Linked DNA regions of Homo sapiens: region 2 is linked to region 1. The links are chromatin loops, found by intact Hi-C in ENCODE. Cell type or tissue: IMR-90. All regions are shown on one strand. Links, peaks and the distances in the headings refer to the core of each region. The heading gives the core; the rest is flanking DNA.

Evidence for each region. Peaks named below come from ENCODE experiments on the same cell type or tissue, not always from the same donor. Only the 100,000 strongest peaks of a DNase experiment are listed, where the experiment ranks them.
Region 2: a loop joins it to region 1, with 2.5 times the contacts of the local background. A loop is called at or near these places in 4 of 110 quality-filtered maps.

The regions. Positions count from the first base shown.
Region 1 is chr5:169,712,742-169,723,501 of GRCh38, reverse strand. It overlaps DOCK2 (dedicator of cytokinesis 2), which reads right to left. Exons shown (of 52, transcript NM_004946.3): 18 at 9,291-9,474; 19 at 9,045-9,142; 20 at 7,200-7,289; 21 at 6,018-6,118; 22 at 4,711-4,845. Among named protein-coding and RNA genes, the nearest start is that of DOCK2, 81 kb to the right of the region's middle. RefSeq lists an enhancer at 3,552-3,851. In IMR-90, for the core only: no CTCF peak of the experiment used is centred there; a DNase peak (open chromatin) is centred at 7,031.
Region 2 is chr5:169,761,548-169,772,307 of GRCh38, reverse strand. It overlaps DOCK2 (dedicator of cytokinesis 2), which reads right to left. Exons shown (of 52, transcript NM_004946.3): 25 at 10,683-10,760. Among named protein-coding and RNA genes, the nearest start is that of DOCK2, 130 kb to the right of the region's middle. In IMR-90, for the core only: no CTCF peak of the experiment used is centred there; a DNase peak (open chromatin) is centred at 9,437; H3K27ac peaks cover 270 bases.

The DNA.
Region 1 (10,760 bases), core at 2,267-10,266:
AACCATGTATACTGGCTATGTGACCAGCACTGTGCTAAGTAAGTACCTTACATCCATTGGGCTCACTTAGTCTGTACACCAACCCTGTATGGTAGGTACTATTATGACCGTGTTACATATGAGGAAATTGAGCTTTAGGCAGATTAAATAATTTGTCCAAGGTTGTAAATGCTAGTAAATGTAATGGCAAGATTCCAACTCAGAATTCACACCCAAGCAGACTTGGCTTTGGAGACTGTGCCTTTCACCTCTGAGCTGGCAGTTTCTCATAAGCAAATGAGCTGGAGCTGGGGCTGGTGAAGGAGGAGTTTGTGGAAGCAGGAGATCAGGGTTAAATGGAGATGGGGAAGGAAGCAAGACCCAAATAAGCAGGTCTGTAATAAGAGCAGAAGGCAGGATGCAAAGAAAAGCAGGCATAGCAAGCAGGGGCCAGAGACCCGGGCACCACAGCTGCTCTGGCCAGAGGGGCCTGATCACACTCACAGAGGAAATAAGAGCAACACACAGAATCAGGACCACCCAGTGAGGGCTAGCAGTAGACCAGCGTGAATTCCTGGGGCCAGGAGAGTACCACATTGTGGTCCTCAAAAAGCACAGACACCTGGTAAAAGTTATCCCTGCCTCCAGAGAAATAAACTGTAAGAAATGTTTAGGATAGTATGAGTAGTAAGTCAAATTTTAAGCTTGAATCAAGACCCTGGAATTTCTTCTTAATAATTTAAATCTGAGTTTTTGAAAAAAGCACCCTTGCTGTTTCTCCTAAGTGAAAACATGATACCAGCTAACATTTATTAAATTTATGAAATAAGTACCAGATATTGCATGGAGCACTTTGTACCCATAATCTCATTTCATCATTGAAACACAATGAACTGGTTTATCCCCATTTATAGATGAGGATGCTGAGGCTCAGAGAGGCTGATTCAATCACTAACCCAGGTACTTATAGAGGCAGAGATACCACTATACCCATTGTCTGTCCTGCATGAACATCTCCTCATAACTCTTACTCCATGCTGCCCCTTGCACTCTAGCCTGGGGCAGCATGAGGATCTGTGAGGAGCAGAGACAAGTGGGAGCAACTCCTGTTGCAGCACAGTGTTCTGGTTCCTCTCCCTTTTAGAGAGTTATCCTAACTCTGCAGTCTGATTCTCTGTGCCTGCCAGTAGGACAGGGAGCTGCTTAGTGTCCATCACATGGAACAGGGAAGCATGGTCTGCTCCAAACTTTGTGTAATTCCACAAGCTCAGAAACCTTGGGCATCTGCACAGCTGGTTGTCTGAGCTTCAGGATTAAAGGCACTGCAAGGGGCTTTGTAAAGAAGCTGAATCGTAGAAGATTATCACTTCAACTCTTTCTGAATGTTCCTTACAATGCTCAATACCTCCCAGGAGCTCAGTCATTCTACAAAAGCCTAGTGGATATTGGACATATTTATGGCCACCAGCATCTTTCAGACACACTTCCTATAATTTAGGAATTACTCATAAGACTGCCTCCCTGTGGCAGAAGCTAGAACCTGCTCTGCCAGCTTCCTTTGCAGCTACAGCACTGGCATGTGCCTAATCAGAGACACTTGATCCAGACTTTGACTCAGGAGCTAGTGACACAAGAAGCGAGGGACAAGGAACTCACTCTCTTCTTTCTTTGGCTATAGATAAAAATGAATCCTTCTGAACAATATAGTAAAATAAAAATTCCACCCCTTCTCCACAACGACTCTTCTTTCCTTACCCAACTATACGTTGCATACTGACACAGGAAAATCCTTAGCCCTTGCAAGTGTTCCTGGGCAGGATGTGCAAAAAATAATGGCAAGGGAACAAATAATGGGAGCTAGATCCGCTGCAGTTATGCAAGCAGGGAAAGAGAATAAAGGATTCACAGGAAACAGACACACAATACCAGATACAATTAGCCCCAAACCAATAATTCAATTCTGATTTCCCAACAGCTGGGTTAGACATCTCAAAGCATTGAAACTTCTGTTTTCTAGTTTCCCACAGAAGATGCCCCCTCGTATGGAGAAATACCCCAATAGCTTCCCAATGCCCTAGAGACTCCACTGGAGAGCAGATCATTGCTAAAGATTCTAAAAAGAACAAGACACAAAACCTACCTTCTCCTAGCATGAGGTCCTAGACCGTCTTTGCAGGTCAGCCTACATTTCTGTTCATGAGGAAGGATTCAAGATTAGGCTTGGGTTGCTTTAGAGACCTCTCCTGACCAAATGTCAGTGATGTGCTGCTATTCTAGGGATACAGCAAGGAATAACAGATCACCCTGCTCCTGAATAAGCCAAAAGTCACTTAGCATTTACGTCACAGCAGCACTGAATTTACACCAGTTAAAGAGTTAGGGGTTCTGCAAGATTATATGCCTTGAGGCAGAGAAGAGCAAAACAAATGCACAAATGTATTTTGTCCCAGTAGATGGAAAACACAAAAACTAACAGACGTAAGACATGAGAGAGTTATACTGGCTGGGCGCAGTGGCTCACGCCTGTAATCCCAGCACTTTGGGAGGCCGAGGTGGGCAGATCACGAGATCAGGAGATCAAGACCATCCTGGCCAACATGGTGAAACCCCGTCTCTACTAAAAAATTAGCTGGGTGTGGTGATGCGTGCCTGTAATCCCAACTACTTGGGAGGCTGAGGCAGGAGAATCAGTTGAAGGTGGGAGGCGGAGATCGCAGTGAGCCATGATTGTGCCATTGCCCTCTAGCCGTGATTGCGCCATTGCTCTAGTGACAGAGCAAGACTCTGTCTCAAAATTAATAAATAAATAAGAGAGTTATCTTAACAGAAGCTCTGCAGTCTCATCTCCATGTGCCTTCCAGTAGGAAGGGGAGCCGCTCAGTGTCCATCTCATGGAACAGGGAAGCTCAGCCTGCTCCAAACTCTGTATAATTCCACAAGCTCAGAACCCTTGAGGATTAGCGCAGCTGGTTGTCTGAGCTTCAGGCACTGCAAGAGGCTTTGTAAAGAAGCTCAATCCTTGAAAATGGAAGGAAAAAATGGAAGGAAGGAAGGAAGAAAGGGAGGGAGGAAGGGATGGAAAAGGAAAGAAATATAGGAGAGAGGAGAAGCAATAAAATAAATACACCAAAAGGAAGAACTGAAAAGGTCTGAGAAGTAGAAAAGACATATTCTACTTATACATAAAACATTCTCACTTGGAAGATGGGATAAGATATCCTTGACTTTTAAGCTGTAACTGCAATGTCTGAATTCTTGAACTCCTCCAAGAAAATCACTCTTAGATTCACTGGAGTCTCATTGGTTTTCCCAAATCACTGAGAAGTATCTCTCAAACCTAGAATACCCGACTCAGACTTGACTAAATGACAAGCCAGAGGAATCTGAAACAGACACTTCACTTTCAGAATGACCTAAGTGCATTTGTTCTGTCGCATGGTTCAAGACACTCACATCTTTCTATTCATAACCTGAAATCTCAAAGAATGTGTTAAGAGAATCCCAAATGATTGCCTGTTTCAGATGCACTGTCAAATATAAAGCTTTAGCAGCCCATCCATTGTCATGATCACAATCACAATGATGGTCTTTTTTTTTTTTTTAAGAGTCAGAGTCTTGCTTTGTTGCCCAGGCTAATTCAAGTTTCTTTTGAGAACTCATCTCTAAAATAACAAGTCCACACCATAAGTGGCTGACCTGGCTATGACTCCAGTAATGCACACATGACCACAACTATACAAGACCCAAAACAGTTCTTGGCATAGGGTTTTGCTAGGACAACAAGGAACATAGAGTTGCTTCCACTGGTAGAATGTAAACTTGAGGATTCTAGCAGCCTCTGCGTCGGAAAACTTGCCTTATAAGACAATCAACAAAAAGAAAGCAGAGTCCAGATCTAGACAGACAGAGACTATCCCAATAACGCTGAGCATCTGGACTCAGCCATGCCTGAGGCCGACTACACCCTTGGTTTTTCAATGATGTGAAATAAAGTCTCATTTCTCCCTAAGTCAGTTTCAGTTGCGTGTTCTTTGTTTGCACTAAGAATCCAGACAATACTTTCCTTGAATGTTTTTCTTATTTTCCATCACACACAACCAACCTGATTACACACAAACAATCCTCTACCTAACTTTGCCCTATGGCCAAGATGAACATGAATTGTTCTTCTATAAATTGCATTTGAATACCTTCCTCTCCAAAGCCCTTCAAAAAGGCAGCTGGCCTCTGTGATACTGACCATCAAAATCTTCTAAGGTACTCTAATACATCAGCTCACTTTTTGGCTACTAGGATCTCAAGGACAGACAGGTCAACTGCAAATACCAGCTTATTGGCCATGTACAACCTACAAGAGCCAAGTAAATGTCAGACTCCCTGAGTTCTGCCCTTCCTGCTCCCAGGCCCTCTAACATTGGATATAGATTGCTGGAAAATGTTCACCATATTTCAAATCAAATGAAGAATGTTAGATGAAACACAGAAGAGCCTCAAATCACATTTACTGGTTAAACATAACTCTGCAACCTGTTAAGATTTCTTTTTTTTCCCAAATGAACTTAGAGGGTACAATTATTACATATTCATTACTCTCTAGGTTGGATTCTTGAGCTGTTTTTGATCGACAGCTGGTTATAATTTTTTAAACGAGTTTCTCCTACAGTAAAAATACTGTTGTATCCCAGAGGAATTGCAGAGCTAATCAATCACTCTTACATAACAAGTACTCACTGTGAAAATAATGTCCTCGACCGAACAATGAACTTGAACACATATTCCAAAGCCTTCAGCGTTCTTAGGATTGGCTCACATTGCTCCCCTCTGCTGGAGGTATCCAAGTAAGTCTTCAGCACTGTCATCAATTTCCTGAATAAGGGATAATATTTTCAAAATACATCTCTTTCATCATGGTAATTAGTTTGCTCAGTAAATTATAAGGCATTCAATCAAAGGTTAAAGGTGGTAGTAGAGCCAAGCTCACTTACTCATTTGTAAGCATAAAGATAACTCTGCATAAAAATTATATTTATTACAGGGAATTAATAAGTATTTCCTGCTCATAAAAAGCCAGCAAAGAAAAAGATAGGGAGGAAAAAAAAATCTTTTGACTAGGAGAACTAGTCACAATCAGGCTACAAGTGGGAATAATGGGGAATAATGGTGGCAATAATGTCTTTTTTTTCAACTTTTTCTTTCTATAGAACATGCTCTTGTAATATCACAGAACTCTAAGTTTGCTTAGGAACTTTCTATGTTTCTTCTTTACCATAGGGCAGACTTCAAATTACTTGGCCTGACTTTCAAGGCCCCTTCACAAACTGGTCCCCACCAAACTCCCTGTGGCATCATCTCCTATCTCTCACCCTCTCCCTACACCCAAACCAGACTGAGCTACTTGGCATGTGCACTTTCTTCTGTGTAGCTCCCCCGCTGTTTTTGTTTTGTTTTGTTTTGTTTTGTTTTTGAGATGAGTCTTACTGTCACCCAGGCTGGAGTGCAGTGGTGTGATCTCTGCACAATGCAATCTCCACCTCCAGGGTTCAAGTGATTCTCCTGCCTCAGCCTCCCGAGTAGCTGGGATTACAGGCTCCCACCACCATGCTCAGCTAATTTTTGTATTTTTAGTAGAGACAGGGTTTCACCATGTTGGCCAGGCTGGTCTCCAACTCCTGACCTCAGGTGATCCACCTATCTCAGCCTCCCAAAGTCCTGGGATTACAGGCGTGAGCCACCACACCTGGTCTTCTCTGTAGCCTTTAAGTCCTGGTGTCCACTCAAGAAATGAGAGCACGCTAGCTGAATGGATGAATGAGCACTTCCAGGTACCACTGCAACCATAAGGCATTCATCCAAACCTATGGGTATTCCACATTTTTAATGATATCCAAATAACCCAAGCATAGGTTAGATTTTGTTAGAGAATGGAGAGCTCACACAGATGAGTCACAAAAGAAAATTACTCAAGTTCCTGTGCCCTAGGCATCCTGGCAGGGCAAGAGGGTGGTAGAGAAGAAGTTCCCATGTGCACAATTACTTACTTGTAAGCCAAGGTCGCACTGAAATGCTGTTGGATGTAAGCCTCCAGAACGGTGTTGAAATGCTGAAATTTCCGGTCTGCAATGAGTCCTATTATGTAAATCTGAGGAAGATGCAAGGCAGCAGTATTTTCAGGGCAAACCCAGGGCAGGAAGCCATCTTTACCTGGCATAATTCAACCCCCATTAAAATCCTTTGCCCAGGAATTAGCTCACTAATACATAATGAGTTCTCTTTATTAAGGTAGCATCTTCCCAAAGAAAATGTTTCATGAAGTGTGCTGTGGGGTGTTATAAGATGAAAAGGATTTCATGGTCAAATAGGTTTTGAGAAATGTCAGGTTATCATTATTAGACTTTCTTATTGCAAAACTTTTTAGAATCTTTAATATACTTATGTACATTGTGAATCTCTAAAAGGGTCATGCAACATTCAACACTTCCCTAAATTAATTAATCAAAGTATATATTTGTCATGAAACATCTTTTCTGAGAGCTAGCATTCTAGGGTACTCTCTGGGGAAGCACTTGATTAAGCCACAGTTGTCTCTCAGTAACCTCTTTAAAAATGCAAATATCCATGACACAAGGGGTTAACACTTAAAAACTTTGTTGGGCACTGATTCCCTAATGCAGATGTTTCTTGTGTTTATTTTGACATAACACTGAGAAAATCTGAGTCGAGATAGGGAGAGGACAAAAAGACCATAGGGGAGGACTAAAAGAAGGAAGATCTGGATGGTACAGCATCATGAAAAGTTCTGGGTGGGTAGGAGAAATGTAATGATTAGTGAGTTGGAGGAAATGGGGAGAAGAAGGTGAAAGGAAAGCTAAGAAACATTTTTGGTGCTTTACAACCTAGCCAGGGACTAGCTCCCAACATTCATAGAAAGCAGAAGCAATCATTCACAATATCCAGCCTCATGTACCTTCAGCCAGTGTCAATCTGACATCAGCATTTAAAATTCCCCTTTCACCCACAATGCCTCATGCTTTCAAATGAACTGGCAAGAAGCAAAAGGAAATAGCAGCTCATTATTGGTCTTGTTGCCAAACATTACAACACCTCCAAAGAATTCATGAAAAAGGCCATGAGGGCCATGAGGGCCATGAGTTCTCAGTATTTTCACAGTAAGACATACATTAATGCCTGTTGTCACTAGACACTTTTCCCCTCTCTCTTACCAAGGCATCAAAGACGAGGATGTCATATTCATCACTTTGAGAATGCTCCATCATGATGTTGAAGAGGGCATCCAGAGTATCCTGGAGAAACTGGAAGAAATAACAAAGGTTGCACTACTTCAGAAACAAGACAAAGTACAGGTGAACCAGCAATCCCACTCCTAACTATCTATAAGAGAATGAGAGCACACATCCACCACATGTCATGCTCAAAACGTCTAGAGTAGTTTTACTCACGAGAGCCAGAAGTTGGAGGAACCCAACTGCCCATCAACAGCAGAATGGATGCACAGATGGTGGCATGTTCACACTAGAGAATACTACACAGCTGGACTAAAGTGCAAACTACTTCCACAGGCAGAAATGAGGATGATTCTCACAAGCATTATATGCAGTAAAATACATCAGGCACAGAAAGTACACTCTTCACTATTCCATTCTTATGAAATTTGAGAGTAGGCAAAAACCCATCTACAATGATGGTTGTCAGGACAGTGATTACCCCGGGGGACTACTGGCTGAGAAGGGGTATGAGGGAATCTACTATAATGCTAAAAGTGGTCTGTATCCTCTTCTGGGTGGTGAGTACACATGGTGTTTACGTGTGTAAAAATCCATTATGCTATACTCTTAAGATAACTGCTCTGTATCTATTTCATCATATGTATATCATATTTAAATAACAAACTTTTTTAAAAAAAAAAAAAGAAAAAAGAATGCAAGAGGAAGACAACAAAAGCCTCATCTCTTCCATGACTTCTCCAAGCTACCAAAAGGCTATAGACTTTATTAAAGTGGTGTCTTGGGGAGTTACTCTGCCATTGCTGAACGAGGTAGATGGGTCAGTGGTATACATTTACGGCATCTGGAAATTCTGCCACTGCTTCTCCAGGTAGAGGCAATTAAATAAAACTTGATTTTCCTCCCTCCTAAGGGATGGGTCAATATTTCCTATAATCCCTCAAAACACAGAGCTACCATATAAAGATGTTTAATCTCAGAATTTCTAGCTGTATCAAGGAAACAAGATCTCCAGGACCATTGGGAAACACTTGTCCCAATTCATAAGGCTGGAGAGAAGGGTTGCTTTAATTAGATTTGCACTTCAGACGCTTTCTATTCTCCACTACCATGTGGATGCAATAATACATCTGACATTTGCATTGTTTTCTGCTTATTTCACTTAAAATGTAAGCCCTGATGTCTTTCCCTTTCCCGTCTTTAATACATAATGCTCTCCAAGCAGCAGAAACCAAGAATACTTTTTATTTCTAACAATGATCTGTGGGTAGTACTAACAGATCATACTACTATATATATATGTATATATACATATGCACACATATATATGCTCACACACATACATACATATATATGCATATACATATATATCAACATATGACAACAAAAATAATAATTACCATTTATTGAACTTTGTTTTATATGCTTTGGTTTAATTGTTGTGTACTATGTGTAAGAGACTGTTGAGTAAGTTTTAAATATTATCACCTTGAATGCTCATAACAGCCCTGAGAACTATGTCACTTTTATATTATCACATAAAGTTGGCATGTGGGAGAGCTGGGATTTACACCCAGGCTCATCTATTTCCAGAGATTGAGCATAACCATTGTTTTCTGGCACCCAACATTCAGTGCCATTGAACCAAGTCACTCCCCTGGATTTCCCAATAAAGATTCCTCAAGGCAACTCGGGAGAGTGTATCCTACTGTTGGAAGAAAAGTTTCCCCATGTCCTTCAATACCTTGTTTTTCCCCTGAAGCCACCCACATGGAGAGTTCTGTCACTAGTGTAAGAATACAATCAAAATGAAGCCCCACTGACCTTCACCACTTCCTCTCCATCCACAATCTTCAACTTTTCTAAATTCTCCTGTAGCAGTTGAGGCTTCATACGCCACTTCAGCAAACCCAGCAAGCCCACTAAAATAGAGTCCAGACATTCAGAAGTATCATTACTGGCCTAACTGTCCATATCAGGACCTCCTTGGGTCTGCAAGCACATACACACATGTACACACACACGGACACACACACTCCCCACAGACACAACTCTTGATGACCCGATTACCATTCTGAGTGAGCTTTGTGGAGCACACCAGGGTGGAAATGGAGAACACATCCCGGGAGCTGACAGAAAGCCCCCCAACACTGCTGGAGCTCCTGCTCAGCGTGGCCCCCTTGTTTTCCACATGGTGTCGATAAGAAGGAAGGGTCAGGTATGCGCTGGCATCCTCCATCTTCTTGCTGTCCCCCTGGAAACAACACTTGGTTACTGCCCCAAGCCAAGGCTCCATGCCCAATGCCACACAGAGCCTGCAGCAGACAAATTAGACACTGTGAAGTGGGGAGAGTCATAAAGAGTGAAGAAAATCATCAGAGAAGCAATAGACATTGGCTGGTGAGGCAGGACTGTTTTTCCACAATACAGGTAAGAATTCAAAGACACATTAATAGAAAGGGGGTTGATCCACCAGGTGAAAGCTCTGTGAACCTCATTAATGGCAAAATAAAAACGGAATTGAAAATTCCCAGACAGTACATTTTAATTCATCCTTTTTTTGAGACCATAATATCTGCTCACCAGCAAAATAAGGACTCTAGCTTAAAGAGGAATTTAATGGCAAAGGCACTAAGTAAGAGTGTGCTGGGATCTGGACCCTGTTTTGCCATTCACAGGTCTATGCTATCTTGAATACACTATTTTGCCTCTTTGTGTCTCATTTTTTTTTTCATTAGTAAACTGAAGACAATCATCATCCCTACTTCCTAGAATACCTGAGCAGATAATATGGAATAATGCATATAGAATACATAGCAGAGTGATACACACATAAATGAGTGGCATGTTAAAATGAATGACTAGAGGTAGGCATTACAGAAGATAACATTTATCTTACTCCGCACCAGGAGTGAAACCAAGTGTTTTATATGTCTTGGTTCATTTCATTTAAGCCTCATAACAAACATATGAAGCAGACACTGTTATTATCCTCAGTCAAGGAAACTGGGACCTAATGGGGGTAAGTAAAAGAAAATTGACTGCAACTAGGCCTCTGACCCCAAGGAGTTCACATTCTGTCAGGGAAGAAGGGCTTTCAAGCCAAGAATTCTATGTGTGATAAATGAGAAAACAGAGGCTGTACAGAAGAAAGGGGGTTTTCTGGAAAAGTCAGAGAGACTCAGAGAAGAGTACAAGAGTACTATGAGATGAAGCCTTGACGAGGCTGTGTTTGCCATGCATCCCACAGGCAAAAGGGCAATTTCAGCCTACAAGGCTAAGAAAGCCAAGGGCAAGGGTGTGATCCATGTGCTGGCTACTCAACCTTGCTCCACCTCACAGCCATACACTTGCCTCCAGCCAGGTGCTAGTAGATGCATTCTGTTGTCATAAGAGGACATGTGGAAAAGCAGCAGGTAAAAACCAGACAAATGCTCCTCCATGTCTCAAAAACAGTCCAAGTCTCATAATGTAAAAATAAAAATAGTGGACATCTGCACTCCCTTTATAGTTTAGATGGCCATTTTTCATGGGTCATCC
Region 2 (10,760 bases), core at 1,574-9,573, 49 kb before region 1:
AAGCCGAGAGAAGGTAAGTGCTATGCCTTGGCACATAATTCCCAGGATGCTAACATCACACTGAAGACTAATTCAGGGGCTTGACTGGAGGAGGAGAGGCTACTCCTTTTTCCTAATCCTTCAGCTCTCAGTGAGCGATAGCACAGAGAACCTGCATGTTGTGGACCAGAGACTGAATCCAGTCTACAGCAACCCTGTCCTCAGCACCGGAGATTGAATCTAGGCTATAGCAACTCAGCCCACAGCCTGTAGGAAAGAGCAATGTCCTGAAAATGCAAAATGACACTGGCATGGAGAAAGGAGAAACTGTCCAGCAGATGAAGCTGGGAAAGAGGTGTGGTCAAATGGGAAAAAAACAAAAATGAAAGACAAAAATCAGATTCCTACTCACACTATATATAAAACATAAACTCTGTAGATAAAGGATTTATGTATCAAAACTAAAATTATAGAATTCTTAGTAAAAATAATGAACATCTTTTAGACTTCAGGACTGAGAAAGATTTCTTAAGGCACACACAAAAATTTGACTAAAAAAACATTGATTTGATTGTGTTAAAATTAAGAACTTTTGCTCATGAAAATGCATCTTAAATAAAAAGACAAGGTATAAACTGGGAGAAGATATTCACAATACATAAAATCAGCAAAAGATAAGTAGAAAGAATATATTAAATATCCTATAGATCAATAAGAAAAATACAACCAATCTGACAGAAAGACAAAAGGCCGGGTGCGGTGGCTCACACCTGTAATCTCAGCACTTTGGGAGGCCGAGGCAGAGGGATCACAAGGTCAGGAGTTCAAGACCAGCCTGACCAACACGGTGAAACCTGTCTCTACTAAAAATACAAAAATTAGCCAGGCGTGGTGGCACACACCTGTAATCCCAGCTACTCAGGAAACTGAGGCAGGAGAATCGCTTGAACCTGGGAGGCAGAGGTTGCAGTGAGCCGAGATCACGCCACTGCACTCCACCAGCCTGGGCGACAGAGCGAGACTCCGTCTCAAAAAGAAAAAAGAAAAACAGTCAAAAGACATGAAAAGACATAGCAAAGAAACAAAACACGAGTGGCAAAGAAAACAGAACAAAGGATTTTCAGCATTACTGGTGATCAAGGAAATGCAACTGAAGACAGTGATGATGTAGTCTAAGCCCATTTTAGTGGCAAAGGTTAAGAAGTAGGGCAATATCCAGCATTAAAGAGACTGTGGCTACACAGGTCCACTTCGGCATTGCTGGTGGGAGTGTAAATTGGTACAACCACCTTTGGAAAAGAGTGTTCACTATCTCCTAAAGATTCTGATCCCTTATGGCCAAGCAAATCTACTAGTAGTTCTATCCCCAAAGGAGACTCTTGAACATTTACAACAAGAGACATGTACAAGAATGTTCTTAGCAGCAGTGCTTTCAATAGAAGAAACACTGACACAACCCAATGCCTGAAATTGAAAGCATGAATGAACAAATTATGGCTTATTCACACAATGGAATTTCCTACCGTCATCAAAACAATGAACTCCAGCAATCAGTAATATGGATGATTCCTAGTTTAATATTAAGTAAAAAAAATAAATTCCTTCAAATTATCAACAGTTCAATACACTTTTCGTAAAGTTCAAATAACTAAAATACTGGGAATATATATAAATGCAATACAACTGCATGAAAAGGAAAGCAGTGGAATGATTAACAAAAGATTCAAGAGGCTGGGTGCAATGGCTCATGCTTGTAATCTCAGTGCTTTGAGAGGCCAAGGCAGAAGGATCACTTAAGCCCAGGGGTCTGAGACCAGCCTGGGGAATATAGGGAGACCCTATCTCTACAAAGTTTTTTTTAAAAAACTTCACCAGACATGGTGGTATGTCCCTGTAGTCCTAACTACTCAGAAGCTGAAGCAGGAGGATTGCTTGAGTCCAGGAGCTCAGGGTTACAATAAGCTATGACTGTGCCACTGTGCTTCAGCCTAGGTGACAAAGCAAGACCCTGTCTCAAAAAAAAAAAAAAAAAAAAAAAGACTCAAGAATGTGGTTACCTTAGGTGGGGAAAGGCAGTCATGTGGTTACACGTAAGTGATTGTTAACTTCCTAGCTTCTGTTTTGTGTGGTGAATGCATGGATGCTTCATTTGTTATTAAAAATAATGAATAGAACATTTAAATAAATAAAAGCATGTCTTGTGTGGATCAATAATAAGATGTATTTTGAATTAATGGCCAGGACTGCTCCAGCTCTGTACAATTGAGGTCTGTTCTTTTCCTTTTCTTAAAGGGACACTGGCCATTGAATAATGCTTTTACTACCGAGGTCCACAGACCAGCCTCTGAGAGCTGGTATCAGTAAGACCAGGCACATAAACGTGTGTATAGACCAGGAACGTAAATAAAACAAAACTTACAACTTCCCTTATCCTTAAGGAGTTCATTCCATCAGTATAGACAGTCCCATAAACAGAGAATGCTAGAATGATATGTCAAGTGTCATGATGGAAATTTGTACTCTGCAATGGGGGAGCCATGTCCTTGCCCACACTGCTTTCCTTTCCCTCCTCAGGCTCCTGGAGCTGTGTCTCCCATTTGAGAGAGGTCAAGGGCCACCTGCATCCAAAGCCCCTTGGCGGGCTGATACCATGCACATCCCTGGCCTCCTCCCCAGATATTCAGAGTCAGAATCTTTGGAGTAGGGTCCAGGATTCTGCAATTTTAGCAAACTCCTCAGGGACATCTAAGCTTTGAGGTTAGATGCGTTGTTTTGCCCCCTTTGGGAATCAGGGTAATATCTGCAATGTATTCAACCCTCTACTTTCACATCTTTCCCCATTCATCAGGTACCCTGGCAGCCATTCTCTTTCTACCATCCCAGGGACAGAGATGAGGACAGACTCCTCAGAAAGGAAGGCGATAAGATGGAGAGGAAGGGTCAGCTGCTCCTTCACCTGGCATTGAGACCCAAAGCCACAAAATTTGTGTGTACCAACATCCCCTCTGGGGCTAAAGTCCCAAAGGGAGTCATTTTAGATAAACTGAGGGAAACGTCAAAACCTGTGCCTTTCTTCCCCTTCCTATTTGAGTTCCTAGGAGGGTGGGGACTGTTTTGAGTCAGAAAAACTGGTTAAATCTAGAGCCATAAGATACCATGTATTGAAATTTTTAAGTTGCCACAGCACAAAGTAGAGACTCAAAAAGAAGATTAAATTAGATTAAAAACAAAAAGAAGCAGCTTCATTTTCTTTGCACAGAGATCACGGTGCAGAAGTTTGCAAACTCGTCACAATTGTATCCACATTGCTTCCCCAGGGACTAAATGTTGAATGGAATTGAGCTGAAATGCCTGAGACATCAGGGAGGACTTACTGCAGGCTTGAGGTCTACTTTGGTTCTTAAAGGGATGAGTAGGAGTTGCCTGTTGAGCATGGCTAGGGGTTGAGGTAGGGAATGGGAGGCAGTAGAAGGTATTCCAGGCACTATATGCAATGAACTGAATTTTGCAAGGGCATGTAAGGTACAAAGAGAGATGACAGCCCCACTATGAGGCTAGAGCACATCCTGAGAGGGAGAGGCTTTGTTCTCCTAACTGCCTTTTCCTTCTGAACAGTCTCAGAAGCAGAGCCTCATGTCAACATTCCAAGTCTTGGGCAGCCTGCTAACACCCCGGCTTGCTGCAGGGAAGCTGTGCCCTGAGAAGCCACAGGTGACACAGCAACTGCTGGCAGCAAGAGCCTCATCCCCCTCCCAGGCAAGGGTCCCTGTGCACACCTGTCAGAGTTCATGTATAGCCTGGCATTTGGAACAGGAGTTGGGAGCAGGGAATGGAAATAAACAAATCCTTCAGGAGGAATGGTGAGGCACTTGTTCTCACATGGAGAAGGAAGAATTACCAAGTCAATACACCACTATTTTCTCCTTTTTAGTCCTCATAAGAATAAAGCATAGTGAGAAAAAGGTGGGTTCTGTTATTCAAATGACTTGCACTCAGAATCAGCTCCAGCACTTACTACCTGTGAGCCGTAGAGACAGCGCTCATCAAATATTGCATGTGCGTGTGCTTCGTTTACATCCCAGATTCTCTGGTGTTAGCACATGTGATGTGTTCTGGCCAATGGACTGTGGGTGGAACTGGCAGAGCACATGTGATGTGTTCTGGCCAACGGACCGTGGGTGGAACTGGCAGGTGTCACTTCCAGGCCAAGGTCATTAAGAGCCACTGTGCTCCTTCCCTCCCTTCTTATCTTTCCTGCTACAGGGAGGCCACATGCACCAGCTGGCACAACTTCAGGAGGGACAAAAGGCATATGACCTTCATCAGACTTTGCACAGGAGAGAAATAAACCTTTCCATTATCAAACCACTGAGATTTGGAGATTAATTTGTAACCCTAGCATCACATAGTCCAAAATATTAATACCCTAATACGTTGTGTAATATTTGATCTCACTGGAATGAAAATTACTTAACTTTCTAGGCCATTAGGTTTTTGTAAAAACTTAATATATATTTATGCTGTATGTAATACCTGATACAGAGCTGGCATTTGATAAATATTAAGTCTCTCCCTTTAAGTTGCTGTTGATGTCGTTACTATTGTTATGGTTAGTACTGTTATACAACAGACAAAATAGATGCATTTTAATAAGCAGCAGCTGGGTCTCTGGCACTCTGCTAGTTGCTTTTCATAAGTTATCACATTTCTGTAGCTAAAGAAGCTACAGCTCAGAGAGGTTACTTGTTCAAAGGAACACAGCTAGCATGCAATCAAGCCAGGATCCAAAATAAGGATATCCTGACTCAAAGGTCTCTTATTCTATGACACTCCTATTCACATTTTTCAAATTTTTCTGACATGGAACCCGAGGCTCAGAGATGTTAAAGAAGATCACCAAAGTAATAACCACTAGAATAAAATCAAAAATTGACAAGTGGGACCTAATTAAACTAAACAGCAAAAGCAACTATCAACAGAGTAAATGGACGACCTACAGAATAGGGGAAAGTATTTGCAAATGATGCATCTCACAAAGGTCTAATATCCAGAATCTAATGAACTTAAACAAATTAACAAGCAAAAACAACAACCCCATTAAAAAGCGGACAAAGGACATGAACAGACACTTCTTAAAAGAAGACATACATGCAGCCAACAAGCATATGAAAAAATGCTCAGCATCACTAGTCATTAGAGATATGCAAATCAAAACCACAGTGAGATACCATCTCTCGCCACTCAAAATGGCTATTATGAAAAAGTCAAAAATTGGCCAAGCGCAGTGGCCCATGCCCATAATCCCAGCACTTTGGGAGGCTGAGGCAGGCAGATCGCCAGAGGACAGGAGTTTGAGACCAGCCTGGCCAGCATGGTGAAACCCCGTCTCTACTAAAATACAAAAGCCAGGCACAGTGGTGCACCTCCCAGCTACTTGGGAGGCTGAGGCAGGAGAATCTCTTGAACCCAGGAGGTGGGGGTTTCAGTGAGCTGAGACCGCACCATTGCACTCCAGCCTGGGTGACAAGAGCAAAACTCAGTCTCAAAAAAAATAAATAAATAAAAAGTCAAAAATTAACAGATTCTGGTGAGGTTTTGGTGAAAAGGGGATGCATATACACTGCTGGAGGGAATGTAAATTAGTTCAGCCATCATGGAAAGCAGTTTGGAGATTTCTCAAAGTACTTAAAACAGAACTACCCCTCGACCCAGGAATCCCATTACTGGGTATGTATGCAAAGGAGGATAAATCGTTCTACCACAAAGACATTAACATTCATAAACATATGCCTGTGTATGTTCATCACAGCTTTATTCACAATAGCAAAGACGTGGAATCAACCTAAACACGCGCTGATGGTGGACTGGATAAAGAAAATGTGGTACATATACATGATGAAATACTACGCAGCCATAAAAAAGATTAAAATCACATACTTTTGCAGAGCACTGATGAAGCCAGAGGCCATTATTCTAAGCAAATTAACACAGGAGCAGAAAACCAAATGCCGCATGTTCTCACTTATAAGTGAGAGCTAAACATTGAGTTCACATGGATGCAAAGAGCGGAACAATAGACACTGGGGCCTGCTTGAGGGTAGAGGGTGGGAGGAGGGTAAGGATCAAAAAACTGCCTATCAGGTCTATGCGTATTACCTGGGTGACAAAATTATCTGCACATGAAACCCCTGACATGAAATCAATTCATGTAACAAACCTGCACATGTTCCTCATGAACCTGAAATAAAAGTTGAAAAGAAAAAAAAGGTAGTAACTGCTAGAGTCAGAGGGTTGTTTATTCCTAGCCCAATGCTGCAATGATATGTTGATTAGAAAAGATATAGGCACAATTATTTCCATCCCTCTTTTCCCCAACCGTTGTCCAGCCCCTTGTACACTGTGAATGGGGGACCCAGCATCTCCAGATACTGTGGGCAACAGATGAGAGGGAAGAAGGAAGCTAAGCTTTAATAAAAGGGAAACTGGATGCTTTGCTCAAAAAACAGCTTCTCAATAAAGTTCCCAGTGAAAAAAACCCACCAGCTGAAAATAAACATTGAAAGAGCTTCCAAATCTCTGTCAGGTGTCTGTCTCTCTCTCTCCCTCTCTCCCCCCTTCTTCCCTCTCTCTTTCTGTCAATCTCTCTCTGTGTTTGTTTTGGAAATTTGAAGAGAAATCTCTAGCAATGTGGATCCTAAAGCAGTTTACACTGAACCAGATGGTGCCTCTGATTAGCATCAGACTAAAAAGACACATTTCTTGGAGATGAGGTTCTTGTAGGGACAAATCTGTTTCAAAGGCACAGAGGGTTTGCTTTTCTTCTAGACTCCTCTTGGAGCTTTCTCCGGGCATATCTGTGCGTCCTTTCTCCTGTCATCACCACCAGGCAGGTCTGAGCTTGTGTTGGAGAAGACAGCAAATTAGTGTTTGTAAGTTTCTCAGTTCTCCTCTCACTGAAGCCTGAAGTCATCCACAGGGAGCAAGACATTCCATGTGGGAACCTGGCTGGTGATGACTCCTTACTCCTGCAATTCCTAGGCTAACTAGCCACATGTGCCACTGATGAACAAGCAACCCAAGGGGACCCATTCTGTGACTATTCCCATTTTACAGATGCAGAAATTAAGACTTACAAGGATTAAGTAATTTACTCAATATCACAGGTCAAATCAAAGTTGAGGCTAATTGCCTCCATAAAGAAAACAAGGAAAAAACTGTGTGTGGGGTGTGTGTGTGTGTGTGTGTGTGTGTGTGTGTGCGCTAAAAGAGCCCTGAGGGGTAAATCATCAGAGAGGATAGCTGTCAAGTGTCCAAAACTATGTAACTATGTTGGAGCCTGTAGTAACACAAACAATGAAGTGAGAAATCACAAATATTTCACCTTGACCTCTACTTCTTCCAGGCATATGTAACATGGCCCCTTTACAAAAACATTCTAGGGCAATAAAAATTGAAAACAACAACAACAACAACAACAACAACAAACACGTTCAAAGTCAGAATGGAGAGCATGTACCAACCAAGGCCCTTTTATTCATTAGGTCCTGTGTCTCTCGGACCCTGAGGAAAACCATGTAGTTGAGGGTTGTGTGCAACTATCAAACGTTAAGGGATGCCCTTATTGCAAGGAATTTAAAGGTCAGCACGGAAATTGGGATCAGCAGGAAAAACAACCACAACACCAATAATAACAATTGCTGTTTAGTATGAAACATTATGCTGAGCCCAGTGCTGTGTCAAGTACTTTAAATGCATCATCCATCTCATTAGCCCACACTATCACCCTCTAAGACAGACGTTATTGTTCTTATTCCCACTTTCCAGATGAGCTTACTGAGAATCAGAGAGGTTTAGAAAATTACCCATAGTCACACAGTCATGTAAAAAGCTGAACCAGGAAGTAAACTCGGGTCTAGTGTGACCCAAGAACCACCGTCCTTAACCAGTAAACCCTTCTCCACCTTCTCCATAGGATCCTTCTGATGACAGGCCAATAGGGTAGTCTGCCAAAATCCCAGAAAGTGCTTAAAAGCCTTCTGGTCCCTCCGCTTAATGTCAATACAAATGTTCAAGGCTGTGAGTACAAGCAACTGTCACTGAAAATACTCCAGGCAATTTGCACATCTGGCAGTTAAATGAGTGCAGGCTCAAAGCAAATCACGTCCCCGAGGCACAGGACACTTCACAGGGAGAATAACAGGAGGAATTTCATTACTGCTCAAACTTGGCCAGAGGAATCACACTCACCTTATTTAAGGGTATAAAGAGAGATGCTCACCCGAGGTCGATGGACACCTAGTAAGCATAATGAATTCAGGTTTTATTCATTGGGAACTTGAGGATTTAAGAAAGGGGATGAGCTGAAGTTTCCCTTTGGGACTATTTTGGTAACAGGGCTCACTTAGCAAATAGATGGTGGGAGAGGAGTTACCTTTCAGCTGTGAATAAGGTCATACGACTTTCACATGTGAGCCGAGCGTGGCTACACTAATTACACTTTGCCTCCTCTTTGAAAGGGGTCCCCAAAGGATACTTTGTCTACCTCTAGTCTCTGTATGTATTTAAAGGTAAGAATTTTGCTTTCTTTTTTAACTGTGTACAACGCCAGGGCTGGCCTTCTGTCAGTTAATATTAATCAGAGGGTTTCTACTGAATCTGAAACCCAGACACACAGCAGGACTGAGAAGCAGCAGCTGTCCAGCCTGCCCTGCCATGATGCTAACCCTCAGAGGCCTCCTCCCAGCCCTGGAGATGTGGCTGCAGTCAAGGAATTACTCCGACTTCCAAGAGGCTGGAATTGACACCACATGCCCAGCCCAGGCCCGTGCTAGCACTCCATCTGGCCTTGATGCCAAGCCGGGCCCCTGACAATGACAGCAGCTCTGAACAATGAAGAAGAGCCAAGCAGCCCACTCCCTGCTGCCTGTGCCACACCATATGCGTAGCTAGAGTCGTCCTTGTCATGTCTCTAGGATGGGACTCAATTTGCCTCTGCAGTGGCACCACCTGAAATCCTGAGAGGGGCTTCCAGGGCAGGAAGGGGCAGACATATTTCAATGCTTTTGGGGTGAGGGAAATTTATTTGGAGGTGGAAATCAGAACTTTAAAACCATGGAAGTCTCACTTTAAAAAGGCACAGTGACACAAGAAGTGCAACAAGACTTACCAGAATTAGTCTCCATAACCTCACAAAAACCACCTGGCTCAAACAAACTACATATTTATTGGATTAATCTGTTGTCACATATCTGTCTAAAGGGTCAGGAAACCACACACATAAATATTAAAATCACAAGAACATTTTCATCCCCACATCCTCCTCCTACCCTTAACTCTGGGGAGAGGATACAGACAGCAATTTTGGATGCACCATGTTAACCAGGCATTGGAAAAAAACATCTTTACAGTGAAGTGGTTCCTGAATATTTCTGTGATTACCAGGCAATTTGCATAAATATTCAGGCTTCACTCCCTGAATAAATTCCAGTTGGGTGATGGCTGATCCTCTGAATTCTAAGACCCTTTGTTTCTTGCACAGTTTGCTTCGCATTTTATTATTGACACCAGTGTGGATAGAGAAATTGAAAATTGGAGAGGCTGGGTCTTAGGATACAGAAAAAAGTACTGACCCTGAAAAGTCATTTCTTCACCCTTACAGAAAGGAGTGAAGGAATGCAGTTTCTGAACAGGTCATTCTTTTACATGGAGCAAAAGGCATGATCCATTTTGAAAATCTAGGCATGCAGAGCATTCCTAGAGATGAGGTAGAGGATGAATATGAGCTTCTGAATCCTGCCTGATCAAATCTGATGGAGCTATCGACATCCAGTTGACTGACCTTGAAAATAGGGAACTCTAAGTCTTCTGCCAGTGGGGCCCAGTGGTGACCAGTTTAGGGTAAGCAGAAGCTCTGAACATAACTTCTGTGCAAATCCACTGTCATTCCATGATCTCCCAAAAATATATACCATTAAGTGAAGAAAGGCAAAGTGCAGAACAGTTACATAGCATGCTACCATTTGCATGATAATAATAAAGAGTATATAGCATATACGTAATTGATTCCACATCCACAGAGTGTGCCTAGAAGCAAACACAAGAAACTGGATATGCCTTTTGCCACAGAGAAGGGACTGGGATTAGCCATGCACAGGGTCTGGAGGGACCATTTCCACATGGTACCCTTTCATACCTTTTCATTTTCATCCATGTAAATGCGTTACCTTTTCCAAAATAATTTACATTTTTCTAAAAACTTTAAAAAATGTTAATTCCTACTCAATTAGACTCTTCGAGCTAGGTCTCAGGAATTAGCATTTTAATAAGCTCTCCAGTTTATTCTTACACACTCAAAATTTTGAGAACTTCCCCGTGAAAGGCTCTTTCTACTAAAAGGAACTTTATCCATTTCCCTTTGAGTTAAAGACAGCAATAATAAACCATACAGGGGGAAAAAAAAACCTCATTAAACTTTCTCAAGAGAAATAAACAATGCAACCTCAGCTTTCCTAAAATCAATTTAGATTCTGATATCTAAGTTGTCAGCTACTTTCTACTTTTTGCATTTATGCAGACCAAGGGAGTTGTGAGAAAAGAGATGTTATAGTCACTGGACAGGTTGCCCTCTCCTGCCAAGCTTCCCCAAAATGATGTGGGGTTTATTGGCCCCTTACCCCACCCCAGCAAGGGTGCTGTGTACTCACCTTGCTTTTTAAAGAGGTTGCTCTGGACTATCTCATTCATAGACTGTACTTTCTGCTTCTGGAGTTTCACAGGAGGGA